2 separate regions of the Homo sapiens genome follow, and region 1 is linked to region 2. The links are chromatin loops, found by intact Hi-C in ENCODE. Cell type or tissue: mammary epithelial cell. All regions are shown on one strand. Links, peaks and the distances in the headings refer to the core of each region. The heading gives the core; the rest is flanking DNA.

Region 1 (11,959 bases), core at 2,413-10,412, 75 kb after region 2:
CAGCAGTGTTAGTAATATGTCCTCTAAGCATGAAGAGAAGGGGCTACTTTCATTTAAATGAACAGTCGTATGATAAAAGAGAAGATGATTTGTTGATGTTCCAGAATAAGCACTCTCCCTGCCATCACCATCAGCTCTCCGCTTGTGTTCCCTGCACACAGTACAAAGAGTACAGGAGGGGCTGGGTGCAGTAGCTCATGCCTGTAATCCCAGCACTTTGGGAGGCCAAGGCAGGAGGATTGCTTGAGCCCAGGAGTTCGAGACCAGCCTGGCCAACATAGTGGGACCCTGTCTCTATGAAAAATAAAGAATTAGCCAGGTGTGTTAGTGGTGTGTGCCTGTAGTCTCAGCTATTCAGGAGGCTGAGGTGGGAGGATTGCTTGAGCCTAGGAGGCTGAGGCTGGTGCAGTGAGCCATGATTGCACCACTGTACTCCAGCCTGGGCAACAGAGTGAGACCTTATCTCAAAAAAATTAACAAAGATTGCAGGAGGCATAACTGAGTGCAATCATCAGTAAATTTTTGTTAAATATCTTCAATGTCTCAGCGATATACGTACATTTTCTAATTTAATTATCACAGAAACCTTGGGTTTCTAGGTATTATCAGGTGCTATATCTCAATTTTACAGATGAGGAAACCAATGCTCAAAGAATATACATCATAGAAGAGGTTTTTTTTTTTTTTTTTTTAACTGTGTAATAGTTGACAGTGTTCTGGTAAATACTTTTAACGGAAATACTCCACAAATATTGTTTTAAAGTAAATTGAATATATTTTGCTCTTCTACCTGCTTCATTTAGTTATATAATAGGTTTAATTTTTCTATAAAGATTTTGTCATTATGTTATCTCTACTCGCTTTATGTCTTAAAATATCACATTTTAAAAAATTCAACATTCATTTTAGATTTGGGGTTACGTGTTCAAGTGTGTCACATGGATATATTGTGTGATGCTGAGGTTTGGGATACGAATGGTCCTGTCACCCAGGTACTCAGCATAGTACCCAACAGATAGTTTTTCAACCCTTGCCCCCGTCCTTTCCTCCCTCTTTTATTCATCTTTAAGTCCATGTATACCCAATGTTTAGCTCCCATTTGTAAGTGAGAATATGTGGTATTTGATTTTTTGTTTTTGCATTAATTTGCTTAGGATAATGACCTCCAGCTGTATACATGTTGCTAAATATCACATTTTAAATTCTGATATATTTTAATGTTATAAAACTATGTGAGGTACCATGCTACTCTCTCTATTCTCTTTTTCTTTTTGAGACAGAGTCTTGCTCTGTTGCCCAGGCTGGAGTGCAGTGGCATGATCTCAGCTCACTGCAACGTCTGGTTCCAGGGTTCAAGCAATTCTCCCTGCCTCAGTCTCCCAAGTAGCTGGGATTACAGGTGCCCACCACCACGCCCAGCTAATTTTTTGTATTTTTAGTAGAGACGGGGTTTCGCCACGTTGATCAGGCTGGTCTTGAGCTCCTGACCTCAGGCGATCCGCCTGCCTCCGCGTCTCAAAGTGCTAGGATTACAAGCGTGAGCCACCGCGCCCTACCAGTACCATGCTACGCTCTTGCCAGCATTCTGTCAGGTCCCATGAGGGATTTCTTTTCATATCCATGATTTGTATTCAAATGCCTGTAGAAATTAAAAGTGATTCCATTCATTTAACCAACATTTACAGAGCAGCTTTCAGGGGTCAGGTACTGAGAATCACAGCCTAGGGACGGTGTGGATTTGGGGTTTTTTTGTTTTTGTTTTTTTTAAAGGATGGGGATCTCGCTGTGCTGCCTGGGCTGTTCTTCTGGGCTCATGAGATCCTCCTGCCTCAGCCTCCTCAGTAGCTGGGACTACAGGGACATGCCACTGCACCCGCGTTGGATTTTGTTTCTCCATCTACTAGTTTTATAGTCAGGAAATACTTCCTGAAGGGGTTATGTTTCATTGTGGACCTTAAAAAAGGAATAGGCTTTGGATTGGTGTTTTGAAAGAGGATGAAAGTTATTCCTGGCAAAGTGAGCATCACTAGCAAGGCAAAGAGGCAGAAAGAAACTAGCTGCCGGTCATTTAGAGGAGACATGGAAAATAGCGTGATTTGGAGTTAGGGTGCCTGGTAGTTAGAAAGCTTGGGAAGTGTGTGTGTGCTTGCGTGCGTGTGTGTGTGTGTGTCAAGGGAACAAGCCATTGAATCACGCTTCCTCTTCTCCTGCATAGGCAATAGGAGACTAACGTCAGAGAACATTCTGTGATGTTGATGCCATGTGAAACCATTCAGGCATCATTAGATCATCTATAGAGTTGATAAATGGAAGTTGATTGTGCAGCACCCAGGATTTCTAGTATAAGCCAAACATCCCTACTGGAGGGTGTTCATTACATGCTAATTGAACCAAACAGACATTTGAACATCTGATACAAATCCTTCTAAATTACTCCCTTTGGCTCTACTAATAGAAGAGCTAAATAAGGGCTTTCTGGGCCTCAGAAATAAATTGTTAACCTAATATAGACATGTTTATATCTTTGTTTAGAAACACAAAGAAAGTAAGTATATATGTGAATCTTACTGGTCTATTTCTTTGACCTTTTTTTTTTCTGAACCCCTATTATGTGTTGGTCACTAAGCTAAGGCTTTCTGTTTTTTTATCCCTATTTCTCCTGACAACTCCGTAAGAGGTGAAAGCATAATTGGTGACTTACATATGATCAGTGTGAGACTCAGAGGGGTTAAGTAAATTGCCCAAGGTTGCCTAAATGGTAAAGAACAAAGCCCAGGTTTGAACCTAGTTGTATCTGAGTGTTTTGCTGTCACCCCACCTACTTTTGAGGCACGTGATGACTCATTTGTATAGTCTTTGAGAAGGGGCTTGTCTTTGAGACTCCTCTGATCAGAGAGCTCTTCCTCACTCCTCTGACACCCTTCCTCTCTCTTCTTTTTTTTTTTTTTTTTTGAGAAGAAGTTTCATTCTTGTTACCCAGGCTGGAGTGCAATGGCGCAGTCTTGGCTCACTGCAACCTCTGCCTCCCAGATTCAAGCGATTCTCCTGCCTTAGCCTCCCAAGTAGCTGGGATTACAGGCATGCGCCACTATGCCTGGCTAATTTTGTATTTTTAGTAGAGATGGAGGTTTCTCCATGTTGGTCAGGCTGGTCTCGAACTCCCGACCTCAGGTGATCTGCCGGCCTCAGCCTCCCAAAGTATTGGGATTACAGGCGTGAGCCACTGTGCTGGCCCCTCTGTCTTCTTGTCTCTGCCTTGGTTCAAGCTGTCTTCATCTCTCGCTCTACTTCTGCAGTAGTAGCCTAGGATCTTCTCTTCTAATGAAAGAACTTCAGGATCAAAGACACCCCCACTCCCCCCACCCCGGTGAGATTGTTCTTTCTCCCTTACTAAGTGAGCGTGGTAGTGTTCCCGTAATTGAAATGAGAACGGCACATCTTAGTCTCAGAAGTTCATCTTCAAGGTCACTGAGTAGTGAGCATTGGCTGGAGTGAGCAGGGATATGCCTTGGATTAAAACGGACAAGTCATGATAAGAGTGCAGCAGGGGTTCTTATCCCTCTTTCATTACATATGAAAGAGTCAGGGTAATTGTCAGTGAAATGTGTTAAAACTGCATATTAATCCCTGCATATTTTATAGAAGTACTTAATTGGATTGCTGTATTTAATAAAATACTCAGAATGTTTTGCTATAAAATATTTATTATGCACTTTCTTTAAGTAATTGTATATTATTTTATTCCGCATTCGTAATGTGTAACAAGGTACCCTGGGTTTATATATAACTTGGAATACGTGGCCGTTTCAATAATCTGATATTCCAGTTAAGATTTGCAAAATTTAGGTGAAAGGAGGGGTATATCTATGCAAGGGAAATTGTAAATAAATAAAAAAAAATTCCTCCCACTCTTTGACCACTTTGAAAAACACGGTTAAAAAGAACCAGTTTTCTTTCTTGTCCTTGTCCGAGCGGTCATTGTCCTCATCTCTGCCTCCTCATTCTTTTTCACTGAAGATAGGGATTTATTTAATCATAAAACTTGTAAGTTTTGCTGCCTATGTGTTAAGGCAGATTTGTTAAATTACTATATTTTCTGTCCTAGAGGTCATTAATTTTTTTATTATTATTTTTATTTATTTTTTTGAGACGGAGTCTCGCTCTGTTGCCGAGGCTGGAGTACAGTGGCATGATCTCGGCTCACTGCAAGCTCCGCCTCCCGGGTTCACGCCATTCTCCTGCCTCAGCCTCCCAAGTAGATGGGACTACAGGCACCCGCCACCACGCCTGGCTAATTTTTTTTGTATTTTTAGTAGAGACGAGTTTTACCATGTTAGCCAGGATGGTCTCAATCTCCTGACCTCGTGATCCGCCCCCCTCGGCCTCCCAGAGTGCTGGGATTACAGGCATGAGCCACCGCGCCCAGCCGAGGTCATTATTATTTAACATGAGTTGTAATATCTAAGCTCCCTTTACTGGTTAGCTATTTTTTACAAACATCACGGTTGGCAGTAAATTTCTGGCTAATGGAGTTATTGTCTCTTATAATTGGTAATTATTCTAATTATATCCCTTAACAGAGTCCAGATCCCTTTCTTTTTGGCTAGAATGAGAGCCTCATGGTAGAAAATTACAGGCAGACAGACCATCTGCAACAAAGAGCTATACTAGTAGACATTAAGACACTATGAAAAAATTGATCAGAAGTTAAGGATGAGACACATGAAAACCCAAACCGTAAATATTATATTAGGTAATCCAGAATCTGATCATTGAAGGGACATCTATTCAGAATCATCTAGTCTATTGGTTTCCTCATGCCCAAACTGGAATCTTTTTTTAAAATATAAGTTCCTGAACTCCATCCTGAGACTCTGGCTCAGCAAATTTGGGGCATGGCCCAAGACTGTGAGTCTGTTTTGTCACTGGGCTCATTTGGAAACTGCTCATCTAGTCTAACACTTTAATTTCAGGGTAAAAGCCCTCATCTACTTTCTGATAAGAGATAAGCTAATTTTTATTCCCTCTAGTGATAGAGCTGGGTCTTACAAGTAGTTCTTTCTGTTTTCTTCAAAGCTCTCTTAGAAGTTTATACTTTCAGTGAGCCAAAATCTCCTTCTTTAGAATTTCCACTCATCGGTTCTGGTTTTGCCTCCTCTAGTCATGGAAAATGATATCTAGTTGTTTAAATTTGTATTTCTTTAGTTACTAGAGAACATGGATTCCTGTGTACATTAGCTCCTAATATCAGTTGGTTTTGTGTTATGTACCTTCCCAATTTTTCTACTGGTGTTTCGCTTTTTAGTGATTTATAAAAATTCTATATATTAAGAGTATTAAACTTTTATCTCATATTGTACATATTTTCCCAGTTTGTAGTTGGTTACTCACTGATTTTGTGTGAGGGTATGTGTGTATGAGCATATGTAATTCTGAATCTCTATTGAACATCTTAGTTCTTTCACAGCTTTCATGCCACCCAGAAATTTGACAGGCATGACATTTCTATGCAAAATCCTATATTAGAAATTCTAAAATTATGCTGAAACTTCCAAAATCATATACTTTTGTAGAAATAATGGAGCATGGCAAGCTCTAAAGGATATTGACTGTTGAAGGAAAATTCCACTCCCTTTGTTCCAATTAATCCTCTCTGGTTTTTATTGTAAGGTGTACTTTTTCTTTGAGTGTCCTGTGTGGTCCTTTTTAAAAGGAGGAAATGTCATTATGCTTCACATTCTTAAGCTTCTGGCAGGCAGAGACTATTAATTTGTTTGCTTATTTAGGACTAAAGAAGCTTTTGTTTTTTTTCTTCATTTCTCTCTTCTTTCTAACTTGCTTTTGTAGCTTAGTAACCAAAACTCAGCCTCAGACTTGTCTTTAAATTGTTTTCAACCACCTTCTGAGTTTTATCTGTCCCTCTTCCAGGGCCTCTTAAGGAGAAGCAGGAGGAATGAAGTCATTGTATTGCAAAACCTGTGGCTGAGGGACACTGCTCCTTAACCCCAAATGCTAGTTTGATCAGGAAAATACCTCCTCATAAGCCAGAAATCTAGTCCTCACAAGACACCAGACACAGTGTCACTGTATCTAATGGAAGCTCTGTGTAGGCTCCAGTGGAAATCTGGTTACAGTTTCAAAAAGTAGCTACCTGTGCACAGCAGAAGCAAACTGTTTAAGCCCAAAAGACTGCATGAAGCCTAATGTGTTCTAATTGGTTGGACCAAATATAAGTATGCTGAGTAATTACCAAGCTTTAACTATACAGGCTCTTATTTCAGGGGAGGTGATGTTTGCCACATAGTTCAGCCAAGTCTGCCACATTTGCTGTGTTCATAAAGGAGCCTGCCCTGAGTACCTATGCTTCCTCTTTCCTTTGTACAGACCATACAGTCAATTTAAGAAGTAGGAATGGCTGGCCGGGCGCGGTGGCTCACGCCTGTAATCCCAGCACTTTGGGAGGCCAAGGCGGGCGGATCACGAGGTCAGGAGTTCGAGACCAGCCTGACCAACATGGTGAGACCCCTGTCTCTACTCAAAATACAAAAAAATTAGCCGGGTGTCGTGGTCTGCGCCTGTAATCCCAGCTACTCAGGAGACTGAGGCAGGAGAATCACTTGAACCCGGGAGGCAGAAGTTGCAGTGAGCCAAGATTGTGCCACTACACTCCAGCCTAGGTTACCGAGTGAGACTCTGTCTCAAAAAAAAAAAAGTAGGAATTGCTGGGCCAGGCACAGTGGCTCACGCCTGTAATCTCAGCACTTTGGGAGGCCGAGGTGGGCGGATCACCAGGTCAAGGGTTCGAGACCAGCCTGGCCAACATGGTGAAACCCCGTCTCTACTGAGAATACAAAAATTAGCCAGGCATGGTGGTGTGTGCCTGTAATCCCAGCTACTCGGGAAGCTGAGGCAGGAGAATTGCTTGAACCTGGGAGGCAGAGGTTGCAGGTAGCCGAGATTGCGCCACCGCACTTCAGCCTTGGCAACAAAGCAGTACTCCATCTCGGGGGAGAAAAAAGAAGTAGGAATTGTTGCCTGGGCAGTGAGAAGGATAGGGTAGAAAGGGAAGAGTCATCCCTTCTCTTTCTGCCCCTCTTCTCCTTTTCCTGGGCATTAGTGAGTTAGTGTAACCCATTACGGTATGAAAGATAATGAGGCGGGCCAGGCAATGGCTCATGCCTGTAATCCCAGCACTTTGGGAGATCGAGGCAGCAGATCATTTGAGGTCAGGAGTTTGAGACCAGCCTGGCCAACATGGTGAAACCCGTCTCTACCGAAAATACAAAAATTAGTCAGGCATGGTGGCGGGCGCCTGTAATTCCAGCTACTTGGGAGGCTGAGGCAGGAGCATTGCTTGAACCTGGGAGGTGGAGATTGCAATGAACCGAGATCAAGCCACCACTGCACTCCAGCATGGGCAATAGAGTGAGACGCAGTCTCAAAAAAAAAGAAAGAAAGATGACGAGGCAACTTTACACCTGCTGGGAGTCCCTGGAATAGCAAGCAATCAGTGTACAGTCTTCCTTCCACTGAATCAGAAGGATTCGAGCTCCAAATTTCAAAAACAAAAAAAATCCTAAACGTATATGCCACTTTCTATTTTCTCTCAGTACTCAGCCTCAGTCTGTATGTCACAGTATATACCTTATAAAGTACAACATGCTATTATCTCAGTTTCTTCTGGATTGGCCTATATGGTCTTTCTCTTTAATATGGGGGATTCAAGAGGAAAGAGAAAATTTAATGAGTAAATAGGGTACTAATCTTTGAGCAGTACTTAGGCCATGCAAGTTGGCCAATAGGGAAGATGCTGTTGTCTCTCCTTCACTGCCAAACTATAAAATAAGGATACATGAGGTAGCCAGAATAAATTGCTGGAGGACATGATTCTGTCATTGGGTAACAGTCAATAACATTAATTGGTGATGTTGATCAGCTTCCTGTTGACAGGCATGGAGAAAGGCTTTCTGCAGACCTTCCCTGCTCTTACTGGGAGGCACAATGTCAGGTGAAAGTTACAGTTAGTGGGGAAGGAGGCAGGGAAGATATTTTCCCATGTGTATCTAAGGGAGAAAAAAATATGACTCTTTAAAAATGTTGAAGTTTTAGTTACAATAGGACCATTTTAAGCCTGCCTATTGGTGAGCCCAGACTTTATTATCCCGGTCAGGTCAGCTTTGTGGTAGGGCCCTTTAGGAGAAACAGCAATAAATGCTTAAGCATGTCTGGCCTTTATTTGTATATCTGATTAGTTTAAACCTGCACAGTTTGTAGCCTAAGCCATGTATTTATTGCTCATGTGGGTCAGCCTCCATCACCATCTAATGAGTTCTAATTGGGTTCTTCTAGTTGAGAAAGAGGCTGGCCCCCCAACCCCCCAAATTTTTTTATGACTAGTCATAGCCCTGGAGTTGATGGCCTTGACTGAACTTTTCAGCGGTCATTTTGGTCCCACCCTGCACTGTTTTCATGGTAACTCTGTGCTTTTCTAGGTTTGCTGTGGAATTTGTCATCTAATGACAAACTCAAGAATCTCATGATAACAGAAGCATTGCTTACGCTGACGGAGAATATCATCATCCCCTTTTCTGGGTGGCCTGAAGGAGACTACCCAAAAGCAAATGGTTTGCTCGATTTTGACATATTCTACAACGTCACTGGATGCCTAAGGTAATGCTACCTGTACCCTGCCCTGATAGAAGATGCAATAAAAAATTAGGTAGCCCCAAGGAAGTCAGGATATATTCTGCCTTTGGTTCTTTTCTAGTTACACAGTTTGTTTGATGGTTTGTTTATTTTATTTATTTATTTATCTTTTTTAAAACAGAGTCTCGCTCTGTTGCCCAGGCTGGAGTACAGTGATCTACCTGCCTTGGCCTCCCGAAGTGCTGGGATTATAGGCGTGAGCCACCGTGCCCGGCCTACACAGTTTATTTTTTGAGAGACTTTATTTGGATGGTAACTGAAAGAATTTATTATGATAAGATGTTTATTTTATCTCCATAGTTAATCACACAGTAATACATATCAAATACCAATTTTGTGTAAAGCATTATGTTAGCTACTGAAGGCTATACAAAGATGAATAAGAAAACCCTTGGCTGGGTGCGGTGGCTCACACTTGTAATACCAGCACTTTGGGAGGCTGAGGCAGAAGGATCAGTTGAGGTCAGGAGTTCGAGACCAGCCTAGGCAACATAGCAAGACCCTGTCTCCACAAAAAAATGAAAAAATTAGCTGGACATGGTGGTGTGCACATGTAGTCCCACCTACTCAGGAGGCTGGGACAGAGAATCTCTTGAGCACAGGAGGTTGAGGTTCCAGTGAGCCATGATTGCACCACTGCACTCTAGCCTGAGTGACAGAGCAAGACCCTGTCTCAAAAAATATAAAACAAGAATATCCGTAAGAAATGTTTAGTGGAGCAGGGGACACAGATAAGCAAGTGAACTAGAAGACAGCTACAATGAAATGTGTTAGAGCAGCAGTTCTCAAAGCTGGCCACAGGTCCAGCACCACCTGGAAGTTGTTAGAATTCTCAGGTCCCACCCCAGACCTTCTGAATCAGAAACACTCAAGGTTGGGCCCAGCAATCTAGTTTTAACAAGCCTCTAGGTGATTCTGACAGTCACTGAAGTTTGCGAACTAGGATGTCAAAGGTGCAAGTGAAGTGCTGCGGGAATGCAGAACAAAGGACCATTCATGGCATCTGGTGAGATCAGAAGGGCACTAGAAAAGAGGTGTCGAGTGAGCTGGGCCTTGCTGGACTATTTTGGTAGTCAGAAATTCTCTAAAGATAAAGGACCACATTCTTGAAAGGCATAAGAAGTGCCTAAGTGGCCTTCCTCGAATCCATCTTCTGTACTGCCCATTGAATCTGCTTTTCTAGTGCACTTTGATCCATCGCTCACCTGCTTAAACATATTTCACGTCTTAAAGTTTCTCTCCAGCTCCCATTGCCTTACCACATAAAACAGAGTTCTTAGTATGGCAGATGTATTAGGACTCTTTCCATTGAAAATGGTGGGAACCGAACTTAAACTCACTGAAACAAGTCGGAATTCATTGGCCCATGTGGCTGAGATATTGCAGGTCACTTGAGGAAGTGAAGGAAGTATACCAGGAACCATGACCGTATTCCCTTTTTGGGACAGAATTCAGCATTCCTAGGACTCACTCTTTTTCTGTTTGTATGTCATCTCTGCTTGCTCTTCTTTTTTCATAGTGGGCTCATTTCCTGCAAATGCAAAGAAGCCTTCTCTACTGAGCAGATAACTTAATCGTAGGCAGCCCTTGCTTAGCCACAAAAAAAAAAAAAAAAAAGTGCACATCTTTCTTAAAATGATTGTGCCAATCACAGGGAAAGTTTTTTCCTGGCCTTGATTCAGAAAGGGGCACATCATTTGAGCAACTGTTGGCCTGGATTGTCCAAGCCTGGATCAGATACCTCCTTTTATAGCAAGGACAGCAAAATCTGTTACCATAAGAAAAGGGGTGGAAGAACTTAGTGGGTGAACCAAACAAAAATGGAAGACATCTTGGTCCATCACAGCATACACAGCCTTTTTCAGTCTATCCACAACCTTCATTACCACCTTTTTTCCCACAGATATACTTCACACCCACCAAAGTGCTTGCTTTTCCTTAGATGTCATAGTACTTTCATATCAATACTTTATTTAATTTTATTTGCCTGGTAAACATTTTCTATTATCTGCCTGTTGAATACTTAATCTCCTAACGATTTAAAACCAAAGATAAAGTTCATAATGTTCATAAATGTTCTATGAAACATTTTCCAGCTTCCCCAGCAAAAGCTAGTGCTTGTTCCTGAGGGTTCAAACGGGAGTTCATAGCCAAGTCACCACTGTTACTGATTTTGTCACATTGCTGTTATATGATAGTTGTTTACATACCTTTGCTACTATTAATAGATTTTGCCATAAAAGCTAAGCCTATGCATTTAAAAAACATTTTTAATGCCTGACACTTAGCAAAGTTTTCAGCATATAGTAAGTAAGCAAGGTATTTGAATAAAATGAATAAATGAATGAGTGAACAAATGAAAATTGATGGTGAAATTGGTGAATAATCAAGTCTGATAAGAGTATGGAGTTTGTGATAGAAAGTAATCAAACAGAAATTGGAAACATAGGCTAAAGCCAGATAGTGGCGATCTTGAGGATCACATTAAGGAGTTAATTTTTTTTTTTTTTAATTTTCGATTCAGGAAGTACATGTACAGGTTTGTCACACAGGTACATTGCGTGATGCCGAGGTTTGGCCTTCTAATGTGCCGATCACTCAAATAGTGAACTTAGTACCCAATAGATGGATTTTCAACCCTTTTTCCTGCTCTGTCCCTCCCTGCTTTTGAAATCCCCAGTGTTTATTGTTCCCATCTTTGTGTCTATTTGTACCCAGTGTTTAGCTCCCATTTTTAAGTGAGAACATGTGATATTTGGTTTTCTGTTGCTGCATTAATTTGCTTAGAATAATGGCCTCCAGCTGCATCCATGTTGCTGCCAAGGACACGATTTCATTCTTTTTCTTGGCTGTGTAGTATTCCATGGTGTATGTATACCACATTCTCCTTATCCAGTCCCCTATTGATGGGAACCTAGCCATGTCTTTGTTATTGCGAACAGTCCTGCGATGAACATGCGAGCGCATGTGCCTTTTTGATAGAACAATTTATTTTCCTTTGTATATACACCCAGTAATGGGATTGCTGGATTGAATGGTAATTCTATTTTCAGTTCTTTGAGAAACAGGAGTTAATTTTTTTCTTCTGTAAGCAAAATTAGCTAGTATGGAGGACAGAGATATGATAATTTTTGTGGGAAGAAGAAGAATAATAGTATTAACAGGAAAGGTGTATTGTGAAGGTAAAAATCTAAAGGCAACGATGTTAGTTACAAATCTCTTCCTGTAGTCTCCCCTTATGATTGATGAGTAG
Region 2 (11,959 bases), core at 1,271-9,270:
GCTACTTGGGAGGCTCAGGTAGGAGAATCCCAGGAGGTGGAGGTTGCAGTGAGCAGAGATTGTGCCACTGCACTCCAGCCTGGGTGACAGAGCGAGACTCCGTCTCAAAAAAAAAAAATTGTTCAAAGTTATGATTTTAAGATTAAAATTGAAGTGTCAGTAGTATGTGAGAAAGGTTAAAGGTGAAATAAAACTATGTGTTGGCCCTGACCAATTAGGAAGTCGTTGCTACTGCCCAATCAAGAGAACAAAACTTGGGAACTTGTTGTAGAAGGCAAGAGAGGGAGAAAAGAAATGAACCATTGCATCAAGATTTTGAGCCTGAGTTTTCCTAAGAAACTGAGGGAAGCATGAGTCATAGACAATTTTAGCAAAGTCAAGAGAAGGACCAAATGTTGATGGACACAGAACGAGTTTGGGCTTAACCCAGTGTGATGGTTTATATTGACTGCCAACTTGATTGGACTGAAGGATGCAAAGTATTGTTCCTGTGACGGTGTTGCCAAAGGAAATTAACATTTGAGTCAGTAAACTAGGAGGGCAGACCCACACTCAACCGGGGTGGGCACTGTCTAATCAGCAGCCAGTGCAGCTAGGATAAAAGCAGGCAGAGGAACTTGGAAGGACTGGACTGGCTGAGTCTCTCTTGCTGGATGCTTCCTGCCCTCGAACATTGGACTCCACGTTCTTCAGGTTTTGGACTCTTGGACTTACACCAGTGGTTTGCCAGGGGCTCTTGAGCCTTCAGCCACAAACTAAAGGCTGTACTATTGGCTTCCCTATTTTTAAGGTTTTTGGGACTCCAGCTGGCTTCCTTATCCCTCAGCTTGCAGATGGCCTGTTGCGGGACTTCACCTTGTGATGGTATGAGTCAATACTCCTTAACAAACTCCCTTTCATATATACATCTATCCTATTAGTCCCTCTAGAGAACCCTGACTAATACGCCTAGCTGTTAAGACTTGAAACTTCACCATCATCTTTGTTTCCTCCCCTCAACAAATAACCAGTATGCATTCAACTAACTTTTTTTTTTGAGCCAGAGTCTCACTCTGTTGCCCAGGCTGGAGTGCAATGGCATGATCTCGGCTCACTGCAACCTCCACCTGCTGGGTTGAAGAGATCTCCTGTCTCAGACTCCTGAGTAGCTGGAATTACCGGCACGTGCCACCACGCCCAGCTAATTTTTGTATTTTTAGTAGAGATGGGGTTTCACCATGTTGGTCAGACTGGTCTCAAACTCCTGACCTCAGGTGATCCGCCTGCTTCAGCCTCCCAAAGTGCTGGAATTACAGGCGTGAGCCACCACACCCAGCCTCAACTAACTATTTTTTGAGCATTCATTCTTTCTAAATTAAAACAATAAAAGACAGCAGTAGTTCACAGAAGCCACACTTCGCAATTTCTACCCTCCTTTCCATTTTATCAGCCATGGCATTTCCCAGTCTCCCTACCTTCGGCCTCATCCTCCAGCAGTATGTCTTACACACCACTGCCAGTTACGTCTTCCCAAAGCACAGGCCTGATGGTGTCTTTTGTTTTCTTGACAACTTCCGTTTATTGCTGAAGAAAATATCAAGCCGTCCACAATGTGCTCCCAGTCTACCCTTGCTGCTTTCTCTCATGTTTAGTGGGTGCTTAAGAAACACTCGTGGGTCATGGGGGTAGAGGGGGTAGGAGTACAATGGCTTGGCAAAAGGACAGTCATTACTGGCTATGATATAAATTTTTATGCTCCAGTCTATAATCCAAGAATATGTCATTTTGTTCAATCCACTTTAGCATCTAATTGGGTAAAAGTGAAAACTCAGTCCTCTTATTTGGGGCTTTTAAACAATGTCTTAGGGATTTATAAAGTTCCCAGAGTTTCAGAGTTAGGAACACTCAGTTTAAGGCAAAGCCAGGTATTCTTTCCTCATTTTGGAACTGTTTCTTACTCAGAAGCTAAAGAAAAATATTCATTAATCCCTACCAGTTTTTCACATACTAATGTGAAATGCAGAGGCATTTTAGATTGATGCCTCATCACTTAGTCATTCATAAATGTTAGAACATTCAGCTCAAAAATAGATAAAGTTCTCGCCCTGTTTATTATTTCTGATCATTCCATTGTCTACAGCAGCAAGTCCACGGCCCACCAGATCAGCTGACTGCTGTTTTTAGTGTCTATACAAATTTTTCTCTTCACAGTTTTCTAAAATGTATCTGCCAACCAATGGTGACATAAAATTAGTAAGCATTAAGGAAATAAACTGAGGACTAGTTATTTCCCCCATATAGAAGGTGGTAAAAGCTACGATTTAAAATGAAGGGCCACGCGCAGTGGCTCATGCCTGTAATCCCAGAACTTTGGAAGGCCCAGGCAGGTGGATCACCTGAAGTCAGGAGTTTGAGACCAGCCTGGCCAACATGGTAAAACCCTGTTTTTACAAAAATATTTTTAAAAATTAGCCGGGTGTGGTGGCACATGCTTGTAATCCCAGCTACTTGGGAGGCTGAGGCAGGAGCATCACTTGAACCCGGGAGGCGGTGGTTGCAGTGAGTCGAGATTGCACCACTGCACTCCAGCTTGGGCGTCAAGAATGAAACTCTGTCTCAAAAATAAAATAAAATAAAACATTTCATTTTATGTTCAGATTGTAGAAGCATAGGACAGATATAATGAATAAAAGGTAAGTAAAATGACATTTGAGAAACACGAGGAGGAAAAGCAACCAACATTTCTCGGGCATTGAGGAATATGTCCTGTAGTTCCCACACTAGCCTGTGATTAGTGGCTAATCTAGCTGCATTGTCTTCAGCAGAGTGTCCTTAACCAAATCTGTTGGTTCCACCTACACAATGATGGTCCCTGGAACCAACGGTAATCCCATTTCCTCTGTGCGCTTTTCTTTATAATTGATTGTTCTTCCTCTGCATAACTACATATACTTCTCTTGTCTACATGTCCGTTAATAGCCTAACTTCCTCTTCTCTTTTGTTTGTAATTTGGGTGTGTCCATGTTACTTAGCAAATGTATTTCTTAAAAGTTTGTATATCAAATATTTATGAACTTAGTCATAGTATAAATGTACTGGTGAAATTGCCGTTTAAAGACATCTTTGATGAATGCTATTATAAGGTAAAAATCCTGAAAGTAGGCCTGGCACGGTGGTTCACGCCTATAATCCTAGCACTTTAGGAGGCCGAGGCAGGTGGATCACCTGAAGTCAGGAGTTCAAGACCAGCCTGGGCAACATGGTGAACCCCGTCTCTACAAAAAAAACAAAAATTAGCTGGGCGTGGTGGCAGGCACCTGTAATCCCAGTTACTCAGGAGGCCGAGGCAGGAGAATCATTTGAACCCGGGAGGCGGAGTTTGCTGTGAGCCAAGATCACATCATTACACTCCAGCCTGGGCTGGAGTCATGAAGGAAGAGGCCCCATGAATGAGATTAGTGCCCTCATAAAAGAGACTCCAGGCCAGGCATGGTGGCTCACACCTGTAATCCTAGCACTTTGGGAGGCTAAGGCAGGAGGACTGCTTGAGATCAGAAGTTCCAGACCAACCCGGCCAACATAGTGAGACCCCATCTCTATTTTTTCAAAAATAATTAAAAACCAAAAAATTACAATTAACAGAAAGGAGACAACAGATAACTCATGGCCCTATCTGCCCTGTCTGTGAGGAAGCAGGCCCTCACCAGACACCAGTCCTTTGATTTTGGACTTCCCAGCTCCAGAACTGCGAGAAATAAATTGCTTTTCCTTATAAGCCACCCAGTCTATAGTAATTTGTTATAGCAGCCCAAACTAAGACACGAACTTTCCAAACCTACTTTTACTTTTTTTTTTCCTAAGCAAGACATCTTAAGCATTGTTATTCTTTGGATACCTAAGTTTTAGCTCACCGCAGATGGTTATGAAGGGAGTCTCGACCTTCATCACAGACTCATTGAGTTTTCTTGGCATCAGTCTGCAGCATTCTTACTTTTAAGTTCACAGTACTCTCTTTTTATGAGTCATATAACTTTAAATGCACTGACAGTTTCATCATCATTATCATAGTTTTAGCATGTAGAGTTTAGTTTAGGCTCTCTTTGAATTCACTGAAACCACCTGGTCCTAGAAACAACTAAACAAAGGTGTTTATATTGGAAGCACTCAAAAAGATCAAATGTCAGGGTCAAATCCTGTTTGTTGTTTTCTTCATTCTTTTAGCATTTCTGGTGAATGAGGTATGCAAGAACTGAAGAATACATGCTCTAACTGATGGGAAAGAGAAAGAAGGCAAACGACATCTTATTTCAGTCATTTAAAAATCACAAAGTTTCAAATGAAAAGGAGAATCCCCTAAAACCACCACTTGGTGTCACTGCTGTAGCTCAGCCCCCACTTCAGAGGAGAAAAGAAGCCGGTGCCCTCCTAAATCAGTCGCAGGAAAAGAAAAACAAGGGGAATAATGTTATATATTTTCATGGATTTTTTAAAAGGTAATCTTTTATTTTATTTTCTTTTATTTTATTTATTTATTTTATTTTGACTGAGTCTTGCTCTATCACCCAGGCTGGAGTGCAGGGGCGCAATCTCAGCTCACTGCAACCTCTGCCTCCTGGGTCCTGCCTCAGCCTCCTGAGCAGCTGGGATTACAGGCAACCGCCACCACGCCCGGCTGATTTTTGTATTTTTAGTGGAGACAGGGTTTTGCCATGTTGGTCAGGCTGGTCTAGAACTCCTGACCTCAGGTGATCCTCCGGCCTCGGCCTCCCAAAATGCTGGGATTACAGGCATGAGCCACCACACCCGGCTTCAATTTTAAATTGGGTTATTCCATCATGTTTCTTTTTCTTGCTCTGTAGAGAGAGGAGAATTACAAGAAGGGGCTGAACAGATACTACTGGACACAGGCAAACATTTAGGGCCCATTTCTGCCATTCTCAAATGTAGATTTGCATCAAAATTCATCTAAGGATCTTTTTAAACACACAGATCACTGGATTCCACCCTGGAACTAAGAATCAGAGTCACTGGGGTGGGGTACAGGCATTTATATTTTTATAAGTTTCTCAAAGTGATTCTGAATATTAGTGAGGTTGAGAAATCTCTGTTCTACTTTGCCCTACATCTCTCTTAATTTATAATATTAGAGAATGAAAGCTGACCTCTCTGATTCTATAAAACCCAACAATTTTATATTTTCACATCCTCACATGTCACTCAAAATGAAGTTTTGGATGTACACTATCCTTCACTCATCCCTTCTTTCTTTCACCTTCTTTTCTTCATGTCACCTCTTTATTTTTCTCTTCCTTAATTATTATATAGTGTATACTCGCTTCATAACAATAATTATATATTATGCTTTACTTACATGTCTATTTTCTAACTGAAGGAAAACTGAGCTGGCCTCACATCCCTTTGTTATTTGATTCTCTCTTCTATGATGAGCACTATCTTAGTTGCTCATCAGCAGCATTATTCCTCATTAAAAAACAAAAAACATCCTTTGTTGGCCAATTATATGCCTGATTCTATATAAAACATTTCACATACACATATTTTTTCACAAAACTCTATGTGGATAGTACCATTAACACACCTTTACAGATGAAGAAATTTAAGCCAAAATAATGCCACTCCACCCTTAATTAACTCAGTCTTAAAGTCTGAAATACTAATGCAAATACCTTGTCTGGTTTTCACTCTCTCCTCTAGATGCTGCTTTGTCTCACTAGAACTATCACCTTGCTGCTGACCAATTAATTGTCCAGTGTGCAGACTTCAAGGAAAATTAGACTAAAAGTTAAATATAAAAAGCTCTATATAATGGCCGGGTGCAGTGGGTCACACCTGTAATCCCAGCATTTTAGGAGGCCGAGTGGGTGATCACTTGAGGTCAGGAGTTCAAGACCAGCCTGGCCAACATGGTGAAACCCCATCTCTACCAAAAAATACAAAAATTTGCTGGGCATGGTGGTGTGCACCTGTAGTCCCAGCTACTTGGGAGCCTGAGGCACAAGAATTGCTTGAACCCTAGAAGCCGAAGTTGCAGTGAGCTGAGATCATGCCACGCCACTACTCCAGTCTGGGCAATAGAGTGATACCCTGTTTCCAAAAAAAAAAAAAAAAAAAAAAAAAAAAGCTCTATGTAATGACATAAGATGCAATCTTCTTGATGAGTAGTATTGTTTTTGGTTGCTAGGGAAGAAAAGCCAGGGGCAAACCACAGAACTGTAAGCCAACTGCCCTTTAATAATCCAATAAACTTAAGATATTTCACAATATTTTGCTGGGAGTGAGGGACAGAACAACCTGTACATTGGACAAAGAACCCAATAAGTGACCCCCACCTTTGGATAATAAATTGAAGGTGTTGAAGTTGATGTATTTTTGTTTGATAAATCTTGTAGTCTTTCAATAACAGTACATTTTAGCTCTTCTGTAGGAAATGTCAACAATCTCAAATTTCTTGCCTGCTTTCAGACTTCAAAGGAGATGGGTGACTAAAAACAGACTCACCCAACCAATCATTTATGTAAGAAATACTGATTTGATTTTAGCACACTGCCTAATTCTGCCTTCTTCCTGACACAACAACTGGGAAGAATATCAAAGCAAAAATTGCATTGCTAAGTCTGATAATAGCCAAAATAATGATTATACTAGCACCAGATACTCGAAACACTGCCAACAGAAAGAAAACAGATATTGTTCATTTTGCTTACTTGAGTAAAACCGAAAAAGAAATTCTGAATCCCTGCCGAGTGCTAGGGCCTATATCTGGTGATCATCCAGCTGTGATTTTTTTTTAATTGAGGTGACATTTATATAACATAAAATTAACAGTCTTAATTCAATGGCATAATTACACTCACAGTGTTGTACAACCACCACATCTAACTAGTTCCTAACTGTTTTTTATCACCCCAAAAGGAAACCCTATACCCATTGAACAGTCACTCCCCATTCCCTTCCCCTCCAGCCCCTGGCAACCACCAATCTGCTTTCTGTCTCTATGGGTTTACCTATTCCAGATGTTTCATATAAATGGAATCATACAATATATGACTGTATTAGTCCATTTTCACACTACTGATAAAGACATACCCGAGACTGGGAAGAAAAAGAGGTTTCACTGGACAGTTCCACATGGCTGGGGAGGCCTCACAATCATGGCTGGAGGTGAAAGGCACTTCTTACATGGAGGCAGCAAGAGAAAATGAGGAAGATATAAAAACAGAAACCCCTGATAAAACCATCAGGTCTCGTGAGACTTATTCTTACTACCACAAGAACAATATGAGGGAAACCACCCCCAGGATTCAATTATCTCCCACCAGGTCCCTCCCACAACACGTGGGAATTATGGGAGTACAATTCAAGATGAGATTTGGGTGGGGACACAGAGCCAAATCATATCATTCCACCCCGGCCCCTCCAAATCTCATGTCCTCACATTTCAAAACCAATCATGCCTTCCCAACAGTCCCCCAAAGCCTTAACTCATTTCAGCATTAACCCAAATGTCCACAGTCCAAAGTCTCACCTAAGACAAGCCAAGTTCCTTCCCCCTGTGAGTCTGTAAAATCAAAAGCAAGCTAGTTACTTCCTAGATACAGTAGGGGTACAGATATTGGGTAAATACAGCTGTTCCAAATGGGAGAAATTGGCCAAAACAAAGTGGTTGCAGGGCCCATGCAAGTCCAAAATCCAGTGGGGCAGTCAAATTTTAAAGCTCCAAAATGATCTCCTTTGACTCCAAGTCTCACATCCAGGTCACACTGATGAAAGAGGTGGGTTCCCGTGGTCTTGGGCAGCTCCGCCTCTATGGCTTTGCAGGGTACAGCCTCCCAGCTAATTTCAAGGGCTAACATTGAGTGTCTGTGGCTTTTCCAGGTGAATGGTGCGAGCTGTCAGTGTATCTACCATTCTGAGGTCTGGAGGATGGTGGCCCTCTTCTCATAGCTCCACTAAGTGGTACCTCAGTAGGGACTCTCTGTGGGGGCTCTGACCCCACATTTCCCTTCTGCGCTGCCATAGCAGAGGTTCTCCATGAGTGCCCTGCCCCTGCAGCAAACTTTTGCCTGAGCATCCAGGCATTTCCATACATCTTCTGAAATCTAGGCAGAGGTTCCCAAACCCCAATTCTTGACTTCTGTGCACTCACAGACTCAACATCATGTGGAAGCTGCCAAGGCTTGGGGCTTGCACCCTCTAAAGCCACAGCCCAAGCTCTACGTTGGTCCCTTTCAGCCATGGCTGGAGCAGCTTGGACAAAGGGCACCAAGTCCTTAGGCTGCAAACAGCCTAAGTTTCATGGGCCCAGCCCATGAAACCATTTTCTCCTAGGCCTCCAGGCCTGTGATGGGAGGAGCTGCCGTGAAGACCTCTGACATGCCCTGGAGACATTTTCTCCATTGCCTTGGTGATTAACATTCAGCATCTCGTTGCTTATGCAAATTTCTGCAGGTGGCTTGAATTTCTCCTCAGAAAATGGGTTTTTCTTTTCTATCACATTGTCAGGCTGCAAATTTTTTGAACTTTTATGCTCCACTTCCGTTATAAAACTGAATGTCTTTAACAGCACCCAAGTCACCTCTTGAATGCGTTGCTGCTTAGAAATTTCTTCCACCAGATACCCTAAATCATCTCTCTCAAGTTCAAAGTTCCACAAATCCCTAGGGCAGGGGCAAAATGCCACCAGTCTCTTTGCTAAAACATATAAGAGTCACCTTTGCTCCAGTTCCCAACAAGTTCCTCATCTCCTTCAGGGACCACCTCAGCCTGGACCTTATTGTCCATATCGCTATCAGACTTTTGGTGAAAGCCATTCAACAAGTCTCTGGGAAAGTCTCTGGGAAGTTCCAAACTTTCCCACATTTTCCTATCTTCTTCTGAGCCCTCCAAACTGTTCCAACCTCTGCCTGTGACCCAGTTTCAAAGTCACTTGCATAATTTCGGGTATATTTTCAGCAATGCCCCACTCTACTGGTATCAATTTACCATATTAGTACATTTTCACGCTGCTAATAAAGATATATCCAAGACTGGGAAGAGAAAGAGAAGAGGTTTAATTGGACTTACAATTCCACATGGCTGGAGAGGCCTCAGAATCATGGCAGGAGGCAAAAGGCACTTCTCACATCATGGCAACAAGAGAAAATAAGGAAGATGCAAAAGCAGAAACCCCTGATAAAACCATCAGATCTCATGAGACTTATTCACTACCACAAGAACAGTATGGGGGAAACCATCCCTATGATTCAAATTATCTCCCACCGATTCCCTCCCATAACACGTGGGAATTATGGGAGTACAATTCAAGATGAGATTTGGCTGGGGACACAGCCAAACCATATCTCCTAACTTCTGTGTCTGGTTCATCTACTTAGCACAATGTTTTCAAGGTTCATCCATGTTATAGCATATATCAGTACTTCATTTCTTTTTATGGCTGAATAATATTCTAATGTATGTATATATCACAATTTGTTTATCCATTCATCTGTTGATAGATATTTGGGTCTCCACCTTTTGGCTATTGTAAATAGTGTTGCTGTGACATGTGAGGGCCGGGCGTGGTGGCTTATACCTATAATCCCAACACTTTGGGAGGCCAAGGTGGGTGGATCACTTGAGCTCAGGAGTTTGAGACCAGCCTGGGTAACATGGCAAAACCCCATCTATACAAAAAATACAAAAAAATTAGCCAGGCTTGGTAGCACACACCTGTGATCCCAGTTACCCAAGAGGCTGAGGTGAGAGAGTCACCTGAGCCTGACAGGTCAAGGCTGCAGTGAGCCATGATCATGCCACTGCACTCCAGCATGGGCAACAGAGTGAGACCCTGTCTCAAAAAAAAAAAAAAAAAAGACGTGCTTATGTATTTGTTTGACTATCATTTTTCAGTTCTTTTCGGCATATACCTGCTATAGTCTGAATGTTTGCATCCCCTCAAAATTCATAGGTTGAAACCTAATCCTCAATGCAATAGTATAAGAGGTAGTTGGAAAAGGGAGAAGTAGCTTTATAGCCTTTTCAGATAATGTGGGCATTTGCTTTAATGTTACATGAAAACTCAACAGATAGAAGAATCTTAAAGGCTGGTTGTGGCAGGGCACAGTGGCTCACACATGTAATCCCAGTAAGCTGCGAGGTCAAAGAGGGCAGATCACTTGAGGTCGAGAGTTAAGACCAGCCTGGCCAACATGGTAAAACCCTATCTCTACAAAAAATACAAAAGTTGGCCAGGTGTGGTGGCACACACCTATAATCCCAGCTACTCGGAAGGCTGAGGCAGGAGAATTCCTTGAACCCAAGCGGTGGAGGTTGCAGTGAGCCGAGATCACACTGCTGCAGTCTAGCTTGGGCAACAGCGTGAGCTCTATCTAAAGAATAAAAAAAAGGTTGCTTGTAATGTGGAATCTGAAACTATATTAAGTTTTCTTAATCAATTACATTAAAATCTATCTGTCTACTTTGCACTTTGAATAGATCTTTCAATCATGCATGATCATAACATTATAGATGTTGTTACCTTGAGTTATGTGTCTCCTCCACATGTTGATACATATATTATACAATGGCAAAAAAATCATATTTGTTAATACAACCATTAATCTCATTAGAAAAATATGGGAAGCTGGCTGGGTATGGTGGCTCATGCCTGTAATCTCAGCACTTTGGGAGGCCAAGGCGGGCAGATCACCTGAGGTTGGGAGTTCAAGACCAGCCTGGCCAACATGGAGAAACCCCGTCTCTACTAAAAATACACAATTAGCTGGGCGTGGTGGCACATGCCTGTAATCCTAGCTACTCAGGAGGCTGAGGCAAGAGAATTGCTTGAACCCGGGAGGCAGAGGTTGCAGTGAGCCAAGATCGCGCCATTGCACTCCAGCCTGATCAACAAGAGCAAAACTCTGTCTCAAAAAAGAAAAAAAAAAAAAAAAGAAAAATATGGGAAGCTGAGCATTCCAGGTCACAGTGGTGATAGATACATGTTGCTATGGTTTGGATGTTGTTTGCCTGTCCCCACCAAAACTCATGTTAAAACTTGATTCCCAATGTGGCAGCGCTGGGAGGCAGGGCATACTGGGAGGTATTTGGGATATGGGAACAGATACTTCATGAATGGCTTGGACTGTTTTCCCAGTAGTGAGTAGGTTCTCACTCTTAAGAGACTGGATTAGTCCTCTTGGGAATGTAGTAATTCTTGTGAGAAAGTGTTATTATAAAACTAGGACAGGGCGGGTGTGGTGTCTCACGCCTGTAATCCCAGCACTTTGGGAGGCCAAGGTGGGCAGATCACAAGGTCAGGAGATCGAGACCATCCTGGCTAACACAGTGAAAACCCGTCTCTACTAAATAATGCAAAAAATTAGCTGGGCGTGGTGGCAGGTGCCTGTAGTTCCAGCTACTCGTGAGGCTGAGGCAGGAGAATGGCATGAACCCAGAAGGCGGAGTTTGCATTGAGCCGAGATCGTGCCACTGCACTCCAGCCTGGGTGACAGAGCAAGACTCCGTCTCAAAAAAAAAAAAACAGGACAACAATCAGATTTTCCCCTCTTTATACAGGTCTGCTTACCTTTTGACCTTCTTCACCATGTTGTGATCCAACGTGAAAGCCCTTACCAGAAGCCAGGGCCATGCCTTTGGAGTTCTCAGCTTGCAGAACCATGAGCTAGATAAACCTCTTTTCTTCATGGATTGCCTAGTTTCAGGTATTCTTTTATAGCAACACAAAATGGACTAAGACACATGTTTTCCAAAATTCTAATTTTTTACCTAAAACCTTGAATCTTGCAATTTGTAACAAATATTTGTAGTTGATATCCTTGAATTGACATGCTTAATTCACTAATTTTCAAGAAAATACCTGCCAGTTACCCAAGCCTGAATAACTGTATTGTGTCAGTCATTCTTACAAGTAAAAATTGATATCAAATGAACAAAGGTGCTAGTTTCACTTAGAACTCAAACA

The links. Hi-C counts contacts between places; a loop is a spot of excess contacts. Peaks named below come from ENCODE experiments on the same cell type or tissue, not always from the same donor. Only the 100,000 strongest peaks of a DNase experiment are listed, where the experiment ranks them.
Region 1: a loop joins it to region 2, with 3 times the contacts of the local background. A loop is called at or near these places in 6 of 110 quality-filtered maps.

What each region holds. Positions count from the first base shown.
Region 1 is chr12:32,837,739-32,849,697 of GRCh38, reverse strand. PKP2 (plakophilin 2) reads left to right here. Exons shown (of 13, transcript NM_001005242.3): 6 at 8,493-8,670. Among named protein-coding and RNA genes, the nearest start is that of PKP2, 53 kb to the left of the region's middle. In mammary epithelial cell, for the core only: no CTCF peak of the experiment used is centred there; no DNase peak of the experiment used is centred there.
Region 2 is chr12:32,911,709-32,923,667 of GRCh38, reverse strand. No RefSeq gene overlaps it. Among named protein-coding and RNA genes, the nearest start is that of PKP2, 21 kb to the right of the region's middle. In mammary epithelial cell, for the core only: a CTCF peak has its summit at 4,353 (motif pointing right); DNase peaks (open chromatin) are centred at 2,987, 3,977 and 6,287; H3K27ac peaks cover 5,569 bases.